2 separate regions of the Homo sapiens genome follow, and region 2 is linked to region 1. A link is a loop called in an ENCODE intact Hi-C map of the cell type or tissue named here. Cell type or tissue: MCF 10A. All regions are shown on one strand. Each heading gives the region's core, and the rest is flanking DNA. Links, peaks and the distances in the headings are about the cores only.

The links. Hi-C counts contacts between places; a loop is a spot of excess contacts. Peaks named below come from ENCODE experiments on the same cell type or tissue, not always from the same donor. Only the 100,000 strongest peaks of a DNase experiment are listed, where the experiment ranks them.
Region 2: a loop joins it to region 1, with 2.1 times the contacts of the local background. A loop is called at or near these places in 5 of 110 quality-filtered maps.

The regions. Positions count from the first base shown.
Region 1 is chr1:175,821,064-175,828,187 of GRCh38, reverse strand. No RefSeq gene overlaps it. Among named protein-coding and RNA genes, the nearest start is that of LINC01657, 53 kb to the left of the region's middle. In MCF 10A, for the core only: a CTCF peak has its summit at 3,770 (motif pointing right); a DNase peak (open chromatin) is centred at 4,577.
Region 2 is chr1:175,467,124-175,474,247 of GRCh38, reverse strand. All of the region lies in intron 2 of TNR (tenascin R), which reads left to right. Among named protein-coding and RNA genes, the nearest start is that of TNR, 270 kb to the left of the region's middle. In MCF 10A, for the core only: no CTCF peak of the experiment used is centred there; a DNase peak (open chromatin) is centred at 3,047.

The sequences.
Region 1 (7,124 bases), core at 2,359-4,858:
AAAACAGACTAATACAACCCCCATCTCTTACAAAAAAAGCCAGCCCTTCTGTGGTCAGGTTTCTAAGGTAAGGCATCTAAATATTGTTCTTCCAGAGCGGATCTGTTGGGAGGGGTGAGGGCCCAGCTCCTGGGACAGTCAGAGGCCCAGGCTGAGCAAAGGCCATAAAGGAAAGATGACCTCCTGCCAGAATATTTGGAGCTCCCTTTTATTTCAAACCAGAAACCAGTCTCAACGTGACTTTGTGGATAACGAAAAAAAAATCCTGCAAAAATTGTTCTATGTTTTTCTCCCATTTCAGGTTCTTACTTGGTTCACTACTCCACATGGTGTGGTGGTCAGAATTTGCCCTTTACACTTACTTCCCTTTCCTTCTTCCTATTCTTTACTAAAGGAGCATTCAGGGCACACAGAGCATTGAAAAATAAGCACTGACTACTATGGCTTTAGTGCCTGAAGGGATGCAAGACCTGGACCAACCTTAGAGGTCACTTACACAACCCTCCGGTTTTTTCAAAGGAAAAGAATGAAACTCCAGGAGTTGAGGGGTTGAGGGGTCATGAGACAAGCCTCTCAGATGTTAACAGATCACGGTCACTTCAGTTTTTTTGAGGTCCCTTGTATATTAAAAGAAACAATTTAAAAAATGGGAATCATAAGAATTACGAAATTTTTTGATGTTTACATTTTATAAGTTAAAACTTTTTCCAGAAAAAATGCAATATAGTGCATTTTAATAGTCACAAAATCTGGAAAAATATTAATTCACAGTCATCCTGTGCTATAGACAGTGTTGTATAGTCACAAGGCTCAGGGTTTAAGGTTGGACAATGAATATTGCTTTCCTTTGCTCCTATATCTTTGGGACTGTCTGATAGATCTTATTTGGGGATAAAGTTAAAAGTCTAATCTGAGACCTTGGTGAATGTAGAGGCCAGCTGGCTCTCCTGCCCTTCTTGTCTCTTCTGAGCTCTTCCAGAAACCAACTGTGTGATCTTGGCCACTCATACTTTCATCAGGGTAGAAAATCTAACTTAGTGTCTTTGGCTATCTTTGATTTACTCTCTTGCTAAAGGTCTAATTGTTTAAAACACATAAAAAATCAAAACTGTGATTTCATGGTGGAACCATCAGTGAATTAAATTTTGGGGCAGAGCAAAGATCTTGTTCAGAGCAACCTGTTGGTGTTATGGTGGCCACTTTTAAGATGGTCCCCAGTAATATTCACTTCTCCATATATTGAATGCATCCTACAGTGAACGCAGCTGACCTTGTGACCAAAAGGATATTGTGAAAATGAGGAAGTGTGACTTCAAGGCTACATCAGAAAAGACTTTGTGGCTTCTGACTTTGTGTAGAGGAGAAAAAGTAATATCTCTTTTCTCACCCATCATAAGGCTCATGACTGAGGCACCGGTATTAAAAAAACAGATTAATGATAGAAAAGCATACAAAATTATGTATTCACTTTTATTTATTTATTTACTTATTGAGACAGAGTCTCACTTTGTTACTCAGGTTGAAGTGCAGTGGTATGATCTCGGCTCACTGCAACCATTGCCTCCTGGGTTCAAGTGATTCTCATGCCTCAGCCTCCCGAGTCGTTAGGACTTACAGGCGCATGCCACCATGCCTGGATCTTTTTTTTTAAATTTTTTGTAGAGATGGAGTTTTGCCATGTTGGCTAGGCTGGTCTGAAATTCCTGGCCTCAAGATATCCACCCACCTTGGCCTCCCAAAGTGCTAGGATTACAGGCATGAGCCACTGCGCCCAGCCTATTTATTCTTATTGATACATATTGGATATACATATTTTCGGGGCACATGTGATAATTTGATACACTCATGTAATTAAATCAGGTAATTGGAATATTCATCAACCTAAATATTCATCTTTTCTATATGCTAAGAACATTCAAATTATTCTCTTCCAGCTATTTTGAAATATACAATAGATTAATGTTAACTATAGTCACCCTACTGATCTACTGAATATTAGGTCTTATTTCTTCTAAGTGTATATTTGTACCCCTTAATCAATCTTTCTTCATTGCCCTCTACCCTCACCTTTTGATTTATTTAACATAAGTTGTCTTTTTTTTTTTTAAATTAATGTGACATGGGAGCCTTCAGAAATGAAGTCCAAAGAAACAGGTAAACTTGTGCATTTTTACACCAAGTTTGATGAAATGGAGAACTGTGGAGAATTATGATTGGAGAACAAAAGGGTGATCTACTAGTGATCAACTGGGAGGAACTTAGCAAGACCGGTTTGTTCAGATTCTTCTTGGCATTTCTGTGTCTTTGAAGATAAGTATGTTCCTTTCCTCTGGTTGTAGGGAGGGTATCTCTGGAATAAGGGTCTTATGACCTACTTCAGAAAGGAAGGTCAGATAATTCTTTCATGACCAGCTTCAGGGGAGAAGGTCAAAGGGGAAAGTCAAAGAGATCTTCCTGCTTCTGCTATTTTCTCAAATGGTAAGGTGCCATACTTGAAGGTAGTGTGTCCTGAACCCCATCACTTACTATCTCTTGGATCACTCTGAGTGAAGCCAGCCCCCATGGTCTGAGGACACTCAAGTAGTCCCTGGAGAGTTCCAAATAGGAAGGACCTATAACTCCTACCAACAGCTGGTAGCCGTGTGAGTAAACCATCTTGGAATGGATCCTCAATCTCCTTCAAGCCTCCCAGTGACTGCCTGCAGCTCTGGCTGGCAGCTTGACTGGAACTTCAGGAGGTACCCTGAGCTAGAACCATCCAGCTAAGCCACTTTCAGAGTCCTGACACTTAGAAACTGTGGGCAATAATAAATGTTTACTGTTCTTGGGAGCTGCTAAGTTAAGGAGTATCTGATATGCAGTAATAAATGACTAATATTGTCATTTTACATAGCATACATAAAAATGGCTAACCTGGTCTCTCAGGTTACTGCCTATAGCTATTCATCAACTTCTCCTCACCTGGCCATGTGTCTAAAATTCTTGCACTTGAAGCTCATTCCTTTCTGAACATCAATTTTCAGTATCATCATCTTGAAAGTCAAACTCCCCTGTATGTGCTTTATCTCAACCCTTAAGCTGCAATGAGTTAACCTCTAAATGGACATTAGTTCATAGCCGGTTGATAGGAGAGTATAACTGGGAGATAGGACTTGTGGTTAAGAGATGGGAACAAACTTTGGCTGTTGATTAGAAAATAACCGAGTGTAGATTTAGAGTCAGGAAATCCAGATAGACTTCTTGTTTCACCTATGAGCCTGTGATTATGTGCAAGCCATGTAACTTCATGAATTTTAGTTTCCTCATCTGTACGATGAGAATAATGAAAGTATCTAACTCACAGTCACCCCCACCACCCCTGCCCCCCATATACACTCTCCTTCATCCCCAGTCCCAGTGAGGATAAACAATGATAAGACACATGAAAATACTTTATACACCAAGAAGGTTCACACAAAAGTTATCTTACTTAGCAAAAAAGTCAGTCTCCTAGGGTGGAGATAGGTGGGCTCTGCCCCCATTTATTAAGTACTTTTTCTGTGGCATTCATTATTAAGAGCAGGAACATAAAAATGAATAAGTTTCCTATCCTCAAGGGGTTCACCATACTGACAGTGATAAATAAGACAAGAGGCTATTACTTTAAATGTAAAAAGTGCTAAGCACACAATAATTGATTCATTTCTTCATCAAATATTTATAGAGTGCATTGCCCCACAGGTAAATGTGCTGGGTGCTACTGATACATGAACAGTTGATTAGCAAGCCCATTGAGACAGCTGCCAGCAGGAGGCGTCACTGAGCTGAGTCATAAAGTTTGGGTAGGAGACAGTTCAGTGAAGTTTAAGGCTAAGGGTACCACAGGCAGGATGAATAAGGGCATGGAGGCGAGCACCAGCATGGTGACATAGGGCAACTTCCCTCAATTCAGTGATGATCAACACCCTTGAGAAAAACTCTCCCGAAGATAACTGGAGAGGATAGGGGCCTGGCTGACCCAGAGCCCTGTTTAGCTGGTTTACATCAGGTCAGTGGCATGCCTGATGTTCTCATTGGGAATGCCTGTCAACTCCCAGTTACCCATCAGTGTGACCTCAGCCCCAGGCCTCTTGACCTTGCATGCTCATGGGCCCTTTTGCACTATGAATAACTTAGAGAATACCAACTAACTTAAATATTAGACTAACTGATAATTAAGTTAATTAAGCTAATAATTAGGAGGATGGATTTATTGTGCAAGAAGTCATCCAGTGTATGCCTAGGCCAATTAAAATTAAAATTAAAATTAATTGCTGTTTGGGGTTCCCTGTATCTCTGACCCTGCTATTGGCTCAGACCATCCATCCTTGACTGTGCCCATTAAGGAAGCCCCTTTTCCTTCATGCTCATGTGTGCTGCTCAGGGCTTACAGCTGCTGAGATGGTAAAGTGAGAATAGGTGTCCTTTGGGGTCACAAGCCTATTATCTGATGCAAAGAAGTGTCTCATTGCCTTCAAATGAGCAAAATAAAAGATCAGCTGATTTTATTTCCTCATCAAGATGGATGATTTCCAAGTGTTGAAACTGAACTTGATGATTAAAACTCATTTCCTTGCAAAACCCAGCCCTGGAGGTGTCATCTTCCTTGGCTACTATACCCAGCCCTTGGTGACATGTGACTTGAGCTCAATGTGAATGGGCATTTAATTTGATATCCAGGATAATGTATCCCCACAAAGTACAGAATCCCCTAAATAAATAAAATGGGCTTATTATTCACTGGGTAGAGTTATCCAGACACCCTTGGATACAAGATGGAGCAGAAACCAGACAAATAAACGGATATTAGCAGTCTGACACTTTTGCCCAAATAAGACTCACTTTTTTGAAGGATCAATCTTCTGGGCAAGGACCCTGAGGATTTTGTGTCACTCCTGCTGATCTTTTACACACAGATTTCTTCCAGTTATGGTTCTGACTGACCTGCTGTGCTCCAAGTAAGTTCTTCTTTGGACAACAAAAGGAATATGAATCTTCATGCTGATGGGGGGAGTAGATGTTAGCTTGTCTCTTTGGGTTGGTCCATTTCAGAACAGCTAAGGTCCTTGTTGTAAACTGCATATGGGACTTGCCTTAGCCCAGCTCTGGGTCTCTGTCTGAGGCCCAGATCAGCTTGTCCTACTTTCCTCTTTCTTCACTAGAGGTCCAGGAACTCAGCTGCCCAAAACCAGCCCTGGGGGTCTTGACCCCAGGGCAAACACTCTTGCCCTGGTGGTCTTCCTGTCCCTGGAATTCCCTGTGAAAAGCAGTGCTGCCATCTCAGTTTCCTCCCTCCTTTTTGCTCCCAGAATGACAATTTCCCAGGGCCCCTTTGGTTTCAGTCATTTGCTGCAAATCCTGAACTTCAGCCCTCAGGTTTTATTCCAAGGGCATGACTCACCAACCCCAAGACATTTGGCTTTCAAACTGCTAAATGATTCACGCAGAATAAGAAGCCCCATAGCATATGTAGTTGAGATTTGTGCCTCTGCAAAATTACACATCTTCACTTGACGGGTCTTTAGGGCTGTTGGTGAATGGTGCAGGTGATAATGTTGGTTTCTTAGATATCAAGGGTCTGTTGAATCAGAGTTGGGCCACAGGATATAGATAGGAAATAAGGATTTGGTGGGGAATGTCTGCCAGTATTATTTCTCTATGTAGAGGATAACAAGCATGACCAGATATCAGCCCTAAGAACTTTCCCCTCTGCATCCTCTGCCCTTGCAGTGATGCCCTCACCTCTTGGGCAGCCAGCAGTGCTTCAAGCCCCCTTGCTTTTGTATCCAAGTCTTCCATTACACTTCATGGCATGAGGCACCTACTTGTCAGGTGGCTATTTTGATTTATGGAGACTTTGTATGTGGATTTAGTGTAACTTAACTGGGAGAACCAATTGCTGGTGTGTAGGAAAAAGAAGGAAATGTTAGTTACCAGTTGGGAGATCCTTGTATGGAAACTGAACACGTGAGACCAAATACAGGGGGATAAGGCAAAAGGCTGTAGTAAAGCCATGTGAGAGACAGTGAAGGCTTGAAATAGGGCAGCAGTAGTGGGGGTTGAGAGGAGGAAATAGTTAGGAGAGAAGCTTAGTGAAGTCATCAGAACCTGGACAAGGTATTTGAAGATTTCATGGTCTCTGGCTGAGGCAGTTGAGTACAGTGGTGTCTTTTTAGCTAATGGAGATCTAAGAAGGATGAGGTGTGGTTGGGGGAGTATTAAGAAGTCTCTAGGTGTGGTGAAACTGGAAGTTAAAGGGGTTCTGATTAATAGTCTTTTTAATTTTTGCATATATGTTTTATCTGGCCATTTTACTGGACTTCTTTCTGATGAGATTAATGCATTCAGTTTTGGATATGTTTGAGTATCTTCGTCTGCACTTGAGAATTAGAAACCTGGGCTGGGAATAATGCTTGGGAGCTACCCATGAATAGAAGTGGTTAAAGGCCTGCATTTGAACAAGATCACTTAGGAGGAGTGTGAGTCCTGAAATGAGAAGTGAAAAGACTGAAGAAGGGATCCTGGGAGAGGAGAATGAGCAACTGAAAAAAAAGCAGTACAGGAAAAAAAAAAAAAAAAAAAAAGGAAAAACCATGGTGTCCTGGAAGATAAGGGAAGGGAAGTTTTAAGGAGCCAAAGGCTGAGTGTTAAATGGTGGGAGAAAAATTAAGGTCAAAGTGAAAAAATTTCCTTTGTATTTGATGTTTGGGAAATTGGGGAGATCATCAAAAGTAGTTTCAGGACATAGAAGAGAAGTAGAAATATATTAGGTTGGCTGAGAATAGCCAAGACAATCTTGGATAAGAAAAATAAATATTTTCAATAAATGACCCTGGGTCAATTGGATAACCAAGTAAACATTAATTCTGGATTCTCTGTACACCAATTTAAAAAATCAATTACAGATATATAGTAGGGAAAACGACAAGGCTTTTTGAAGACAATGGCGCATCATATTTTCATGATCTTGGTGTAGGCAGATATTTCTTAAAGAGAGCACAAAAATGACTAAATTTAAATAAGAGAAATACATTCAATTACATTAAAATCAAAAGCCTCTCTTTATCAAAGGATATTCTTAACAGAGTGAAAAGGCAAGCCATAGA
Region 2 (7,124 bases), core at 1,855-4,354, 350 kb after region 1:
GTCAAATTCTGAGGTTCTGAGAGTTAGGACTTCAACCTAGGAATTTGGTAGGACACAATTTAGCCCATAACTGGTGTCTTCTCCCCATTGTGTCCACTTACCTGGCTCCTAAATGCAACTTCCTCCCAAAGACACATCTCTGGGAAGATCTCATATTATAGAAATAACATGTATTAAATCGAAATATATCCGCCAGTAACATGGATCTTTGCAAAAATGGAGAATTTGTGTGTGTGTATGATTCCTAAAATGATACCCCTCTGCCTTGCTTCCACAGAACGGCTTGTGCACTGACAGCTCAAGGGGAGGCAATGGTGATAAAAGCATACAGGCGGCCATGAATCTCCTCATTTTAATGCACTTCATTAAAACCAGCATTTTTTATTACAAAGACCTGACAAAGTGAATATTAGACAGAAATGCATGTTAAGCTGCCATTGATCTTTCCGGGTAGATTGTACATTAAAGAGTGCACTTTCACACTCTGTTAGCTGCTCCCACATAAAAGGGAAGCAAGAATCAAAGACAAAGTGCTTCAGCCTTATCCCTCCAGCATCACTATGGCTACCCAGTAGGGTCTAGCGGGCAGAATCAGACAAGGGGCAGGAGCCACCCAAATCCCATGTCCAAGGCTCTGTAGACATTTGGGCCTTGGCCATCTTCTCTGCCCACTTCACCGGCTTTCCTACATGGCTGAGAAGTCACTGCCAGTGCATTGGGTCATTTTTCCCATCCTAGAGCTTCCATTCCCTAAGAGAGGACCTGAGTTGCTCCATTTCTTAGGAACAACAATTCAGCCTGAAGCATGTCCTAAACAACATCTCTCCCCTGGTGTTTCTTCATCAAGGGGGCAATACTGGTTTTTAAAATTCAAGATGATGTCCGAGAGCATCTCTGGGGGGCTGCTGGTGATGAGCATGTGTGTGCATGCATTTGATGTGATGATATTGACAGGAACAGAAACCAGAAGCTTAATGAAAACAAGAGGAAAATGCATTTGGCAGCTGGGGAAAGAAGCTGTATGAAGAGATCTTGTGCCTGGGGTTTGCTACTGCCTAAGATGGAGTCTCAGCTTGTCTTCAGACATCAGTTAGACAATCCTCACTAGGATCTTTGTCTGCTGAAATATAACAATTCAAAAGGAGCAAGTGGGGCTTAAATGCTAAGGGCTAATCCTGCCAGAGCCATTTCTTCCTGGACCACCTCTTATTTTAAAGCAGCCACCTCTTTCATCACTACTACATTCAATACCTCTGCTCCAAAGCCTTCTATTCTTAGACCCCATCTTAACTTCTAACTCAGTGTCATCTCCCAAAGCTAGATACCCCTGCTTATCAGGCACAAAGATGGGCTATGAGACAGACAGTGGCTCACTGCTGGTCTGGAAGGGCAGGTGTGAGGCCTGATTCATCACAAGCCCAGCCAGGGATAGTAGATGTTACAGATTAGAGAATCAAGGACCCAAATGGAACCCAGATGACTACATACCCTCCTTCCTCCGAGATGTCATCCCTTCCTGACTTAACAGCTCCTCCAATCTTTGTAAATATTCATACAGCACAAATTAGTCATGTGCTGTGTAACCACGATTTGGTCAACAATGGGCTGCATATATGACAGTGGTCCCATACGATTATAAGAGAACTGAAAAATTCCTATCCTCTAGTGACGTAGTAGCTGTCATGATGTTGTAGCCCAATGCATTACTCACGTGTTTGTAGTGATGCTGGTGTAAACAAACCTACCACACTGCAAGTCATAAAAAAGTCTAACACATGCAATTATGTACAATATGTAACTGATAATGAAATAAATAGCTATGTTACTATTTTATATATTTACTATGCTACACTTTTTATAGTCATTTTAGAGTGTACTCCTTCTGCTTATTTTTTTTAAAGTTAATGTAGAACAGCCTCAGGCCGGTCCTTCAGGAGGATTCTAGAAGGCATTGTTATCACAGGGGTTGACAACTCCACACATGTTATTGCTCCTGAAGACCTTCCAGCGAGACAAGACGTCCAGGTGGAAGACAGTGATATTGATGATCCTGACCCTGTATAGACATAGGCTAATCTGTGTGTTCATGCCTTTGTTTGCTTGTTTTGTAGAGACAGGGTCTTGCTCCATCATCCAGGCTGGATTGCAGTGGCAGGATCACAGCTCACTGCAGCCTGGAACTCCTGTGCTCAAGTGATCCTCCTGCCTCAGCCTCCTGAGTAGCTAGTACTGCAGGCATGTGCCACCATGCCCAGCTAGTGTGCTTTGGTTTTTAACAAAAAAAGTTCAAAAAGTAAAAAAAAAAATTAGAAATAGAAAAAAGCTTAAGAAATGGGGATCTAAAAAAGAAAATATTTTTGTACAGGTGTATCATGTGTCTGTGTTTTAAGTTACGTTATTGCAAAAGAGTCAAAACGTTTTAAAAATTTAAGTGTATAACGTAAAAATGTTACAGTAAACTAAGATTAATTTATAATTGAAGAAAAAAAATTTAATAAAATTAGTATGGCCTAAGTATTCAGTGTTGATAAAGCCTGCAGCAGTGTATGGTGATGTCCTGGGCCTCCACATTCACTCACCACTCACACAGTGACTCACCCAGAGCAGCTTACACTCATGCAGGCTCCATTCATAGTAAGTGCCCTGTATAGATGTACCATTTTTTAAATCCTTTATGCTGTATTTTTAGTGTACCTCTTCTATGTTTAGAGACACAAATATTTACCATCATGTTACAATTGCCTACAGTCCTCAGTACAGTAACATGCTCCGCAGGTTTACAGGGTAGGAGCAATAGGCTACATACACCATATACCTAGGTGTGTAATAGGCTCTACCACCTAGGTTTGTGTAAGTGCATTCTATGATGTTCACACAGTCGACTAACGACACATTTCTTAGCACTAATCCTCCAGGTTAAACAACGCGTGACTGTACTTATCTTGTAACAAGTACAGACTGACGTGATCACTGGCTCTGTCAAGGATCCCAAATAAAGATTTTTACAAGCTGTGATGCAACAAGCACAGAGATGGGCAGGGAAGGACATAAATGAGTTCATTACTCAGCCCGGCGTGTTAACTTCAGTCTTGTGACTCATAAGACAGTTCTTCTGTTTTACTAATTGCGGTGTATTTATTGCCCTTCTCTCTTCGCTGACTAACTCAGATGTGTCAAACAAAAGCAGTGAGCCTCCTGTTCCCAGCAACACAAACTGACTTCTTCATTCCGCCCTGCAGAAACAGCTAAAATTTCTAGTGCATCCAATTGCCTCTGCCTCTTCATTTTACCTGACTCTCTGCTACATTTGGTGGCATTAACCTCTTCATTGGCCAGTGGTCATCGAGTTCCCACCTCATGCCCAACCCTGTGCCAAATTTCAGCCAATAGTGGTGCAGAACATGGCCACTGAATGTCAGGAGTCCACAAGCTAATAGAGAAACAAGTGAATAAACAATCACAAGGCATGGAGATGCATCCTGTTCAAGGGAGGGCTGGAATGAATAAGCCCTACTATTTGATAGCACAATAGGATGACTATAGACAATAACAACTTAATTGTGTATTTTTAAATAACTTAAAGAATGTACTTGGGTTTTTTGCAACTCAGAGAATGTTTGAAGGGATAGATACCCCATTCTCCATGATTAACTTATTTCACATTGCATGCCTGTGTCAAAATATTTCATGTGCCCCATAAATATATACACCTACTATGTACCCACAAAAATTGTTAAAAATTAAACAATTAAAAATTTAAAATAACATAAAGGGAGGGCTGGAAATACCATGGGAGTCTGGAGGAGGCACACTTCTGCTCCTGACATTAGTGGCATGCCTTTGGGTGGATTCTCTTTCGACCTCTCCCTCATCATCCTCACTCTGCCCTTTTTGCATTTTGTCTTCCCCTGCGGCCCTTTGCATGCTGATGATCCCCCTATGTCATTTCCTGCCTTCTTTTCTTTTCACTTTATACATTTTCTTTCAATGATCTAATCCATTCCAAGGCCCAACTGTCACCTTTACACTGGCAGCTTGTAAGTCTGAATCTCTCTTCTGAGCTCCAGATCCACATATCAGCTGCTTATTCGAGTTCTCTGTAGACTCCTCAAATGCAACCCGTCCAATACTGAACTCCTTCTGTGTACCCCCATCTCTCCACACTTTACTCCTCACAGTTTCTTTTCACAGTGGATTATACCAACCATGCCAGTTAGAAATCTCCCTGTCATCCTGACTCTTCCCTGGCCCCCATCAAGTGATCATCATTACATGTTTTCCCTCTAAAGGGTCTTTTGCATTCACCCTTTCCATCCTGCTGCTCACTTACCCCACAGCAGCTGATGCCCTCACTCTCTCCTGCTTGGACCATTGCAGTAGTCTCCAGGCCCGTCTCTGTCCTTTCAGCCTCAATAGTGCTTCACTCCAATCTATGAGCCATATTGATGTCAAAGAAATTGGCCCAAAACCCAAGTCTAAAACCCAGGTCTCCCATATTTAAGACCAGTAGAGAGATCTCACTTCCCATAGAATCATGTCAGAGCACCTTAGCCTGCCTTCCAAGCCCTCTCAATCTCTCATCCCTTTACTCTCTCATCTCCTCCTCCCCGTCCCTCTAGTTACCAAGCAGCCCCAACAAGAGGCCACAAAACCCTCCCTATAGCTCCTCCACATTTTTATGTGTCTCTTCCCAACAGTTGGGAAGTGCTAACCCACATGCCAACCTCAGTCCCCTGCTTGATAAATTTCTGTTTATTCTTTAGGGTCCAGTTCAAAACTCTCTTGTTCTCTGAACCTTCTCTGACCCAACTACACACCATTAATTACCCATTTGCTACTAGTGATAGTTGTACTGAGCATACTGCTATCTGAGAAAACAGTGGATGTGAGGGCAGTGGGTGCATTCTTACAGCAATTGGGTCTCTCTTAGCCTGTGTTATAATTTCCCATTTGAATGTCTGCCTCCTAGCAGGACACTGAACTTCTTCAAGGCAGAGGCTGGGTCTTCTTGTTATTGGGATCCAGAGAACAAGGTGCATCTCTTCCATCCAGTCCTATATGGCCCCACACTCTCTGATCATCTCCAACCAGCAGCCTCGTAGGTCCGTCAGACTCAATAAGCCTCAAACTGAGCTCAATGTCTTCCTCACCAAATGCTCCTTTTCCTGAATTCTCTATCTTGGTTAGGTGGCAATCTCCAAACTGAAGGTCATTTTGACTCCTCCCTCAGGCCTATTTTCTGCTCATTTTACTTCCTAAATATCTCTCAAGTCTGCCCTCCCCTCCCCTGCCACCAAGATGCTACTTCTGCCTTCAGTGACTGTCACCTGGACTACTGTACCAGCCTCCCCAAGGCCGCCAGCTTTGTGCTCACCTTATGAGAGCCCTTCAGAAATTCTCTTTTACTACTGAAAGAAAAGTCCCCATCCTGACTACCAGGCTGGCCCCACCTCCTCCTGCTACTGGCCTCCACCTCAGGCTCCAGCCACACTGAAGCACCTGCGGGTCTTTAAACACACCATGCTGATGCTCACCATCACGTCTTTGATGGTGCAGACCCTCCTACCTAGAATGCCTCTTCCATGGGATGCTCCGGGTCATACTGAACACTAAACATAGGTATCCCCTTGGTCTGGTAATTTTATCGGATTCTTCCCCATTTCCTCAGATTGGATTAATTCCACCTACTCTGTGTTCATAGTCTCCTGGCCATGTCACTGTTGTTGAGCTTACCACAACATTCTACGCTCCTTGGGATCAGGAGCCATATTGCATGTAATAAGTGCTCAATACATGTTGATTAAGTGAACATATTTTGTTAAAGAAGTGTCTAAAGGTAGAGAAAATGAACTGGTGTGATTATTATGCCAGATGCCTTCAATGCGTCACCTCAATTAAGTTGCACAGGCACTCCACAGGGCAAGTATTGTTGTTTCCATCCATATATGATTGAGGAAATTAAATCTTAAAGAAGGTAATCACCTGGAGGTGGAACAGGGATTCACATCCACATCTACACTCCATCCCATGCCCTTTCCCCACTCTGTGCTATCTCCTTCACTAGCGCATCAGTGGCAAGTTCCCACCCTTGGAAATCTCCAGAAACCAAGGTGTCCCAGCTTTCCCGAAATCAAGACACCCTGTCCCACTCCAGTTGCTTCTGCTACTCTGCAAATCTCCTCCTTCATCTCCACATGTCTGCAGGCGTGGAGCTGAGCATAAGCTTTCTCTGCTGCCGTATCATATCACAAACTTCTATCTAATTTGCCATTCCCTCTCTCCCTAAGGACATATTTATGTTAGTACTTTAAAGGCAAGCATCTCTCCATGAAGTAGGCTGAATCTATTTTTCACTAGCATTTGCATTATGGGAAATACAGTCCTTTATATATTAACGAGTAATTTCTTTGCCCAATGGAGTTCAAAATTCAATAAATGCTATTTAAGCTCAAGATCCCCCACTTGTAGGTCAGAGAGGAGCCTCATGAGGGTGGGAAGAAAATTCCCACGTATTTCCTTTTCCTCTTCCCTGACCTCATGCCCTCTGTGCCCTGTGATATCAGTATGTTCAGTGCAGCTATCACTAGTAGTCAGCATGTCAGCTACACTTTCTAGCCCCTGGGTCCAGGTGGCCTCAAGACTCACACCTCCAAAAACTCGTGGCCATCTCTCGATGCCTCCCTGTGCCAAAGCCCATCAAACATCTCCCCATTGGGCTGACATCCCCCGGCTAGAAAGGTCATTCCTCTGAGTTAAGCATTGCCTAATTCTTCTGTCCTCTTTTAAAGTGGAAATTCTCCATGGGGTCACTCATACCTTAATTTTATCAAGTTCATTGTTTCATTGTGCAAACTAGGTCAACCTGTTGTTTGAACTTGGTTTGAGGGTTTTAAAGAACATGAGGCAGAAAGCAAAGTGCTTTGTTTTTGTCACTACTCCAAGCTTGGCACTTGCTGGTGGGGTGGGAGAGGTGGACGGTGGGCAGAGCGAGAAGCTGCCTTGATCCACACTGGGAGAGAGTAGACACCTCACTCTCAGGCAGACCACATTCCCCCAGCTCTGAGTGCAGGACTCTAGGGCACTTAGAAATATTAGTCCCGGTCTGTTCTCTGCATCGAATAATA